2 separate regions of the Mus musculus genome follow, and region 1 is linked to region 2. Evidence: chromatin loops called from intact Hi-C (ENCODE). Cell type or tissue: heart. All regions are shown on one strand. Links, peaks and the distances in the headings refer to the core of each region. The heading gives the core; the rest is flanking DNA. Region 1 overlaps Xpnpep3 (X-prolyl aminopeptidase 3, mitochondrial). Region 2 holds the start of Ep300 (E1A binding protein p300).

Region 1 (4,387 bases), core at 319-4,318, 140 kb after region 2:
CTTCACTTCTCCACTCTGCCTACTAGGCAGGCACTTCCTCGAACCAGGTAACTGTCTGTGGGAGGATAGCTCACTATAGGTAGCAGGATGTTGCAACCCACCACTACTAACTATGAGACTATTATGAGTTGGCTCTGGCAAAGGTAGGATTAAAAAAGATTTATTTCTTAATATCGACTTACAGAAAGTATTTGCCATCTGTTGTTTATCGGAGGAGTCAAATTAAACAAACTGTGATGTTAAATAAGAAAGCTCTAGACAAACCTAAACATTTTATGTTACGTAAATAAAAATAAGCAATGTATACTTTGGGATTAACCCATCCCTTACCTGGTTCAACTGTGATCACCATTCCAGGCTGCAGAGGGAGTGACCGAGGCATGTCTGGAGTGTCATGGACATCCATCCCGAGGTAATGGCCAACATGATGAGGGCAGTATTTTCGAGCAGCCTGGAAAAGATAATTACCACAGTATCATCAGGACAATGAATGAGCTCTTAAGGGAAAACTGGCATGCATAAATCAGTGACATGTGATGCTAACTGTCAGTTTCTATGATTTATGTTTAACCTATCCTTAAGGGACCTGACAAACTGCAACTCTTTGAGGTGTGTGGTGTGTGGCGTGCATGTGTGTGCCTGTGGAGGCAGGGTGTGGTGTGTGGTGTGTGGCGTGCATGTGTGTGCCTATGGAGGCAGGAGTCGATAGTGGATGTCTTCCTCTACAGCTTCCCTTGACTTTTTTTTTTTTTGGTTTTTCGAGACAGGGTTTCTCTGTGTAGCCCTGGCTGTCCTCGAACTCAGAAATCTGCCTGCCTCTGCCTCCCAAGTGCTAGGATTAAAGGCATGCAACACCACACCCACCTTCCCTTGACTCTTGATTGACTGGTTGGTTGGTTGCTGGTGCTCTTGTGTGGATGCACATGCCTAACGTGTGTGTGGAGTTAGGAGTACAACCTGCTTTCTCCTGCCAAGTAGGTTCTTGGGACTGAACTCAGGTCATCAGACTTGGTGGCATGTGACTTTATACATGTAACTATCTTTTTTTTTTTTTAAAGATTTATTTATTTATTATATGTAAATACACTGTAGCTGTCCTCAGATACTCCAGAAGAGGGCATCAGATTTCGTTACGGATGGTTGTGAGCCACCATGTGGTTGCTGGGATTTGAACTCGGGACCTTCGGAAGAGCAGTTGGCCCTCTTAACCACTGAGCCATCTCACCAGCCCTACATGGAACTATCTTGTCATCTGCTCCCCACCCCTCCAAGCTGTGTTTTTTTAAGACTTCTTGGTGAGCTTGAAGCTCAATGGCTGGCTAATTAGGTGGTGAGCAAGTCCCCAGAGGTTCCTTTGGTCTCTAGCTCCCAGAGCTGAGACTTTGGGAACAGGCTGCTGTGCTCAGTCTTTTTGTGTATCTATGTGTACTTTGTATCTATCTCATGACCTAAGAGGCCTGAAGATGGTATCAGATCCCTTGGAACTGTAGCTACAGATGGTTTTGAGCCTCTATGTGTGTGCTGGAACCCGAGTCCTCTGGAAGAACAGCCAGTGCTCCCAAACTCAAACTCTGGGCCATCTATCTAGCCTATACACCTACTTTCCCCCCCACCCCCAAACAGGGTTTCTCTGTGTAGCCCTGACTGTCCTGGAACTCACTCTGTAGACCAGGCTGTCCTCAAACTCAGAAATTCGCCTGCCTCGGCCTTCTGAGTGCTGGGATTAAAGGCGTGTGCCACCACCGCCCGTCTACACCTACCTTTTTATGTGGATGCTAGGGATCTGAAGTCAGGTCCTCATGCTTGTGTTAGAAAGCACTTTACCCACCTAACCATGTCCATGTCTGGCAAACTGTTACTTCCTCAATCCACACTTACGATACTGCTTTCCACCTCACTGTCAAATGTATTATGCACAGTATAGTATACTGTATAGACCACTGTCAAATGCATTATGCACAGGCTAAGGAATTCCAGTGGATTTGCCTACCACACATCCTCTATTTGATCCCCAGCAAAGGGGTGGGGAGATTGCCTTTTTTTGGGAAAGGAAGAACAGCAATGTTCTATTATCCTTACAATTTATATGTCTTAAAAAGGAAGACACAAAATATGAACCCACACTTAGAATCCTAACTCTTGGTCTGTGGAGATAGGAGGATCAAGAATCCAGAGCCATCCTCAGCTGCTGAGTTCAAGGCAAGCCTGGGTTACACAAGAACTTGTCCCCACCATAAATGCAATAAAAAAGACATACATCTCTCCTGGGTAGCCTACTCTACCCATGTCAAGTTGTAGAGTAGGCAGGACTCTGTGTTTACTGGTATGGATAGTTCTGTTAATTAAAAATTTGTTGGCTTGGTTCAGGGAATTTATAACTTCTTTTCTTTGGTAATAGGAGTCCTGGAAGTGTAAATTTGGAAATGGAGGCTGCCTAATGCTTGTGTGGCTCAGGGTCTGCAACTATAATGGATGTCATACATTTAGGTGTAGACAAAACTGGGCGTTTTGTAAAGTTTCAATAGTGTAACTGAGCCAATAAACAGCCTCCCTTCTGACCTCCAGAACCCCAGCAAAGGATTAGGAGTTAACCCTCTCTCCTTGTTTGTGTTCTTCCCACTCTCTGCCTGTATAGACTTCATCTTGTGTCTGAGTACTGCACTGGCTCTCTAGCAGGCAATGACTCAGAATGTGCTGCCATCTTCTGGCAAAAAGAAGTACTGACTCCCTTTGTTTTAATCCAATCCATGTTAAAGCTAAATCCACTTTACAAAGAATTAGCTTTTCCAAGCAGGGCAAAAACTGAGCAGCATGTTGCTGGCCCTTCTGAAGGACTGGCGTGAGGAGGGAGGTACCTTGAAGGCGCTTTCCTTGCTGGTCTTTGTGATGCCCAGATCCTTAAGCTTCTGTCCTATCAGCGTCAGCATCATGCTGTAGATGTTCTCCAAGCTCGTCCCAGGGGAACACAGAGTCAAACAAGCTCTTTGGATTTCCAGAACAGCTTCATAGAGCTCTGCCTGAGGGGCGGTGAATCTAAGCACAGGAAAACCAAGGAAAGTGAGCTATGTATCCAGTAGTCAGGCCTGGCCGCAGCGTTTTACCAGCCAGCCATCTTGCTGGACCTTCAGTAGTTTCTTAAGGTGGAAGTTTAGACATTACTGACTTAATCATTCCCCCATCCCTTTTTACTTTTTATTTCTTCCTAGTGCTGCAGTTTAAACCCAAAGCCTTGTGTATACTAGGCAAGTACTTACCATTTACCTTTCCAGGTTAAACATTTAAGGTTTATGAACTTCTCAGCTGGGCATAGTGGTATAGGACCCAGTAATCCCAACACTCAGTAGGCTGAGGCAGGACTGTATCTTTAAGGCTGTCCTGGGCTACATGGCATGTTTGCAATAGCTTGGGTTACTTAGTGAGATCCTGCCTGAAAGAAAAGTCACACATTTCCCTTCAGCTTTATTTCCCTATTATCCACACAGAGTATCTCCATTACGACACAGAGTGTCTCCATTACTACACAAAGTATCTCCATTACTACATAGAGTGTCTCCATTACTACAGAGTATCTCCATTACTACACAGAGTGTCTCCATTACTACACAGAGTGTCTCCATTACTACACAGAGTGTCTCCATTACTACACAGAGTGTCTCCATTACTACATAGAGTGTCTCCATTACTACAGAGTATCTCCATTACTACACAGAGCGTCTCCATTACTACACAGAGTGTCTCCATTACTACACAGAGTGTCTCCATTACTACATAGAGTGTCTCCATTACTACAGAGTATCTCCATTACTACACAGTGTCTCCATTACTACACAGAGTATCTCCATTACTACATAGAGTGTCTCCATTACTACAGAGTGTCTCCATTACTACAGTGTCTCCATTACTACACAGAGTGTCTCCATTACTACATAGAGTGTCTCCATTACTACAGAGTATCTCCATTACTACACAGAGTGTCTCCATTACTACACAGAATATGTCCATTACTACACAGAGTGTCTCCATTACTACACAGAGTGTCTCCATTACTACAGAGTATCTCCATTACTACACAGAGTGTCTCCATTACTACACAGAATATGTCCATTACTACACAGAGTATGTCCATTATTACACAGAGTATCTCCATTACTAGTCCATCCCAGACACACTGTAATTTACTTTGCTGATGCCTTTTTGCTACTTTGTCTTTTTTTTTGTTTTTTGTTTTATTTTGTTTTATTTTTTTGGTTTTTTGAGACAGGGTTTCTCTGTGTAGCCCTGGCTGTCCTGGAACTCACTCTGTAGACCAGGCTGGCTTCAAACTCAGAAATCCACCTGCCTCTGCCTCCCGGGTGCTGGGATTAAAGGCATGCACCACCACGACTGG
Region 2 (4,387 bases), core at 306-4,305:
AATGACATTCAAAGATACCCAAAGCAAGTTTTCCCTTTTTTAACCATGAAAGTTAGCCAAAAGCTATACAATTTATCAGATAAAGAATGCAGTAGTCCATCTGAACAGAATTACATGAACAGACTTTATGACTAAGTCACTCAAAATCAGAACATCCAAAAATTTAATTTTAAAAAGTTTTCCATAATATTTCTTGTTACTGGCTATGTCAAATATGGTAACTTGTGAACATGTTACAGAAGTACACTTATTATGGGGGCAGAGGAGGAAACAAAAATCCAGAGCAAATATGTCTATAAAATATCTATGCCTATGAATTTCAAAGACATAATTTAAAAAAAATTCTCTAAGACTACGGAAACTTTACAGCTGAATGCTCACATATAACTAAAGTTAGAGCCTTAGAACACTGCAAGACTTATCCTTCCCAACTGTTGCAGGTGAGCAAAACTCATGGTTCGAAATACAGCTGCTAAAAAAGCAGAGTAATGCACTAGTTCTATCTTATTTCCAGGCCTTAATAGAAATCCTACTCAGAAACATGGCCCACACATTCTCTACAACTTGCAGGGTACGTTTAACTCCACTATACACTCTCATTGGCAGAAGGAGAGATCTGGAGCCTCTTCTCTGAGTTAAAGGGATGCTTGCAGTAAGGAGGAACATCTAGTGGACTGTCAGATGACTAGCCATTCTTCTTCTTCTTCTTCTTTTTCTTCTTCTTCTTCTTCATTATCCTGGCCTCTCAAACAAGTCAGACAGCAAGAGAGGACCAGGTCAGTGATCATCAGAATAACACTAAACTAACAGTAAGCAGGAAAAAGAACAGACAAGGGAGAGTCTCCCTTCAGGTCTCCTAACAAAGGGGCTGACTGGAGAAAAGAATTCCTTCATCTTGTAAACTGGAATTGCAAAGGTCCAAAAAGCAAAACAAAACAAACATGCAAGCACAAAACCTCCTGTTCATTTTTAAACTTGTACAATCACTTTAGTTGGAAGTTCATGACTGGGAGTCTTTCAACTTATTATCTCCCATTTCTAAGTACCTAATTCCAGAAAGGCTTCATCTTTTTTCTTTCCCTTCTAAGTAAGAGTGTGACAAACTGCAAAGGAAACGCCTCAGGTCTACACCTCAACACGCAGTTTGAGACATTTTGGTTTCATGGCAAATGGATATAAAATAAACTGCGGTCCATACTGACTCTTGAGGCAAGGATGGGGAGAGGGGACCTAAGAATGAAATTTTGTTGAACTTTAGTTACACTTAAAACCTTGGATCGCAGACACCAAGATTTGTCTTCCGCCCCCATTCCTCAACAGAAAATCTGCCTCACAGGAGCAAAAATCATTAAAGGTGGGAAAGCAGAGAAAAAAAGAATTCATTGCAACAGGGGAGAAAGAGCTGAAATCCCTCATTCACCAGTAACAAAAATAGTAAAAGTGCATAAAAGCCCTCACACACGATTGTACCGGCATTTCCCAAATTAAATTGCATGGAGCCAACAATAAAGGTCCCCGCAGCTCCCACTTCCAACCTCTTAATTCCAGAACACACAACGATCTGACATGACATAGTGTTGCAATGAATGTATCAGAAGGCAAAGAAAATGGTTGGGCTACTGGACGTCTTCGACCAGTCCATTCAAAAACCTTTAAAATTAAACACCGGCCGGGGAAATGGGAAGAGATACACAGAAGCACCCTGGAATGAAGGTGCAACGAGCAGAAAAGACGAAGGGAACTATGGAAGGCCGGGAGTCCCGAGACTAACCTGTGCCATCGCTGGCGGACGCCGAGAGGGCCGGAGATGAGAGTTTAGGCCGCTTGGCTGAAGGCGGCCCGGGTTCCACCACATTCTCGGCCATTTTTAATTCTTTCGGAGATACAACCGAGGAAAAAAACGAGAATCCTGAGGAAATCTCTTCTCCGAAACGGGGTCCCCGCCCCGCTCCTAAGGGTGGGCTCCGGAGCTCCGCCGCCACCCAACAGGGGTGGGGGGAAGTTCCTTTTTCTCTTCGCCTGGTTGCGGTGGCCGGAGAGGGATGCGGACTCAACAGAAATGGTAGGGGCAAGTGCGAGGGGCCGGGCCTAAACCAGGCCGGGAGGAGGGTACAGCAACACTGATCCCACGAGCACGTCCGCTGCAGCGAATTCTCGGGAACTCACAGCTCTACAGACGCAGTCCCCAGCCCGCCACGGCGAGCCCCTGCCCAGCCGAGGTCTCTCGGAGCTCCGCCGCCGCCATCAGCTTCTTCCTCCTCGGCGCTGTCCTCCTCCTTCTCATCGCCACAAGGAGGCGGGGGCGAAAAAGGGGGAGAGGAGGAGGCGACCAGAGACACTCACCTCCTCCCGGTGCCCCCTCCCGGGCCTGCGCCCCCACCCTGAGAGCCGCCCTCCTCCTCCTCCTGCCGCTGCGCTCCGCGCCGCCGCTGCCGCACCGGCCCCTAATGGCCACACTGAGCTCAGCCGAGCCGAGAGCCAGACTGGCGCCGGGGCCGCCTCACATCGCGCAGCGGACAAGCAGAGGCGCAGCAGCGACGACGCCGAGCGTGGAGCTCGCCGGCCCGAAGGGCCAGGGGGGCCGGGCCGGGCCAAGCAGGGCCGTCCGCCCGCAAGCCCGCGCTGACGCCGAGCCCACCGACGCGGCCTCTCCGCGCGCCGCGCTTCTCCGCCTCCACTCGCAAGCCCGGGGAGGAGAAATCAGTCCGGCCGCCTCCCTGGCCCTCACCCCCCCGGCAGCCAGGTGCCTGCCGGGGGCTCGGCTCGGGGGCCGCCTCGGACGGCGGGCAGAGGCGCCGCGGGGCGCGGGCTTATGTAATGGTTTCCCCCCCTTAGGCGTCGACGCCGGCCCGGGCTGCGGTGGGGGTGTGTGCGGGCAAGGAGGGGACTGAGGGTCGCCTCAGCCTTTGCGCCCCGGGGCCCCCAACCACTGTCTCGGTCCCGGCCGCTGCTCTCCAGCCAGGTACCCTCCTCACTCCCTGCTCGCGCAGTTCGCACTCAGCCGGGCGTCCCGCTTGCCCCACTCTCTCTCTCCCGGTCCCTCTCCGCTCTCTCTCCTCCTCCCCCCACCCCCCCCACAGGCTAGCACACAAACAAGATGGCGGCTGTTGTTTCTTGCCTCTGCCGAATCCTCCTTACAGGATAGCGGTAGCGGCGGCGGCGGCCGGAAATGAGCCAAGATTGGGGGGGGGGGGAGGTGAGAGGGGGAGGGGCCGAGAAACAGGGAGGCGGGGCGAGGGCGGGGCCTCTGCCTTGCAGCTCACACAATGGGGGAAGCGGCGCCGGGGGCGGTGCCGGCTCCAATCACGGGATCCGCCCAAGGGCCCCAACGCGGTAGGCGCTTCCGCAAACTCCCCCGGCGTCACTCGGTGGCTCCCTTTAAAGGGGAGGTTTTGAAAGAAGTTGTGGGGGGGGGGGGGGTCCGGGGTGAACTTAGAACGTATTTTCGGTCGGTGGACAGTTAGGTGCCTGGGCTGGGTCTCTGAGCAGAACCGAGTCAAAGCTCAGGCGCTCCTCTGCGAAAACAAGGAAAACCACGGTCAGAGCTCCCGGGGTTTGCCCTCTCAGGTTGATCTTTGGAACCCCATTAAATCCGCCAAACACCTGTGTTTCATCGTAGACACACATTCCATCCTCTTCATAGCCTTCTCGAAAGCAGCAGTTCATATCTCAAAGTCACATTGCTAGTCCTTTAAGTTTTCTCTGAAATGTCTAATTCAAGAATGAAAAATTTGGATTACGATATTGTTAGTTAAAAAACTAGGAGGGGGAGGACCACAGCAGTGGGAGGCTGTTTAGGGCTAGACCCTACCTACATTTTTGCCCATCACGTGTCCACACATCCTTACCAGCTACCACTCTTAAAAAAGAATCCTTGAGAACTACTTTTCTGAACCTGCCTGAAACTTCCAAGGTCTTTTGAAGGTATTTTCCACCCATCTCTAGCAGATGAGCTTAATAAAAGGCCACTTTCTGCAGTGCCTTCAATGTAAATATGGGAGAGGACAAAAAAATGTTATGTGCTAAAAAAAATTATAACACTAGAAAAATGTGAGGAAATGCTCCTAAGTCTAGTGTGTAGGGCAGCCCAATTCGAAGCAGAAAGCAGGGGGTATGCTTTTAGGGTTCTCAAATTACAGGACTTCTGTGTTTGGGATCCTCAAATATAGGGAAAGTACCAAGGTTCTATGTGACACTGAAGGAAACCTTCGAGACATTACCTATTGTATAGGTAGTTTGCCTACTATTCCTGTGGCCTTAACAGTTCAGTCACCAGTACTACCAAGAAAATAAATTTTTTCTCAGATCTATTTTTTAATTACATTTACCTTGTGTGTCTCTGTTGATATGTATAAATGTGTGAACATATATACCCATGACCCACATG

What was found. Hi-C counts contacts between places; a loop is a spot of excess contacts. Peaks named below come from ENCODE experiments on the same cell type or tissue, not always from the same donor. Only the 100,000 strongest peaks of a DNase experiment are listed, where the experiment ranks them.
Region 1: a loop joins it to region 2, with 2.3 times the contacts of the local background. A loop is called at or near these places in 1 of 42 quality-filtered maps.

The regions. Positions count from the first base shown.
Region 1 is chr15:81,446,965-81,451,351 of GRCm38, reverse strand. It overlaps Xpnpep3 (X-prolyl aminopeptidase 3, mitochondrial), which reads right to left. Exons shown (of 10, transcript NM_001347075.1): 8 at 2,856-3,033; 9 at 331-451. Among named protein-coding and RNA genes, the nearest start is that of Rbx1, 17 kb to the left of the region's middle. In heart, for the core only: a CTCF peak has its summit at 2,710 (motif pointing left); no DNase peak of the experiment used is centred there.
Region 2 is chr15:81,584,107-81,588,493 of GRCm38, reverse strand. Ep300 (E1A binding protein p300) reads right to left here and starts at 2,280. Exons shown (of 31, transcript NM_177821.6): 1 at 1,772-2,280. The coding sequence starts at 1,865. In heart, for the core only: a CTCF peak has its summit at 2,281 (motif pointing right); DNase peaks (open chromatin) are centred at 2,223 and 3,293; H3K4me3 peaks cover 3,896 bases; H3K27ac peaks cover 3,756 bases.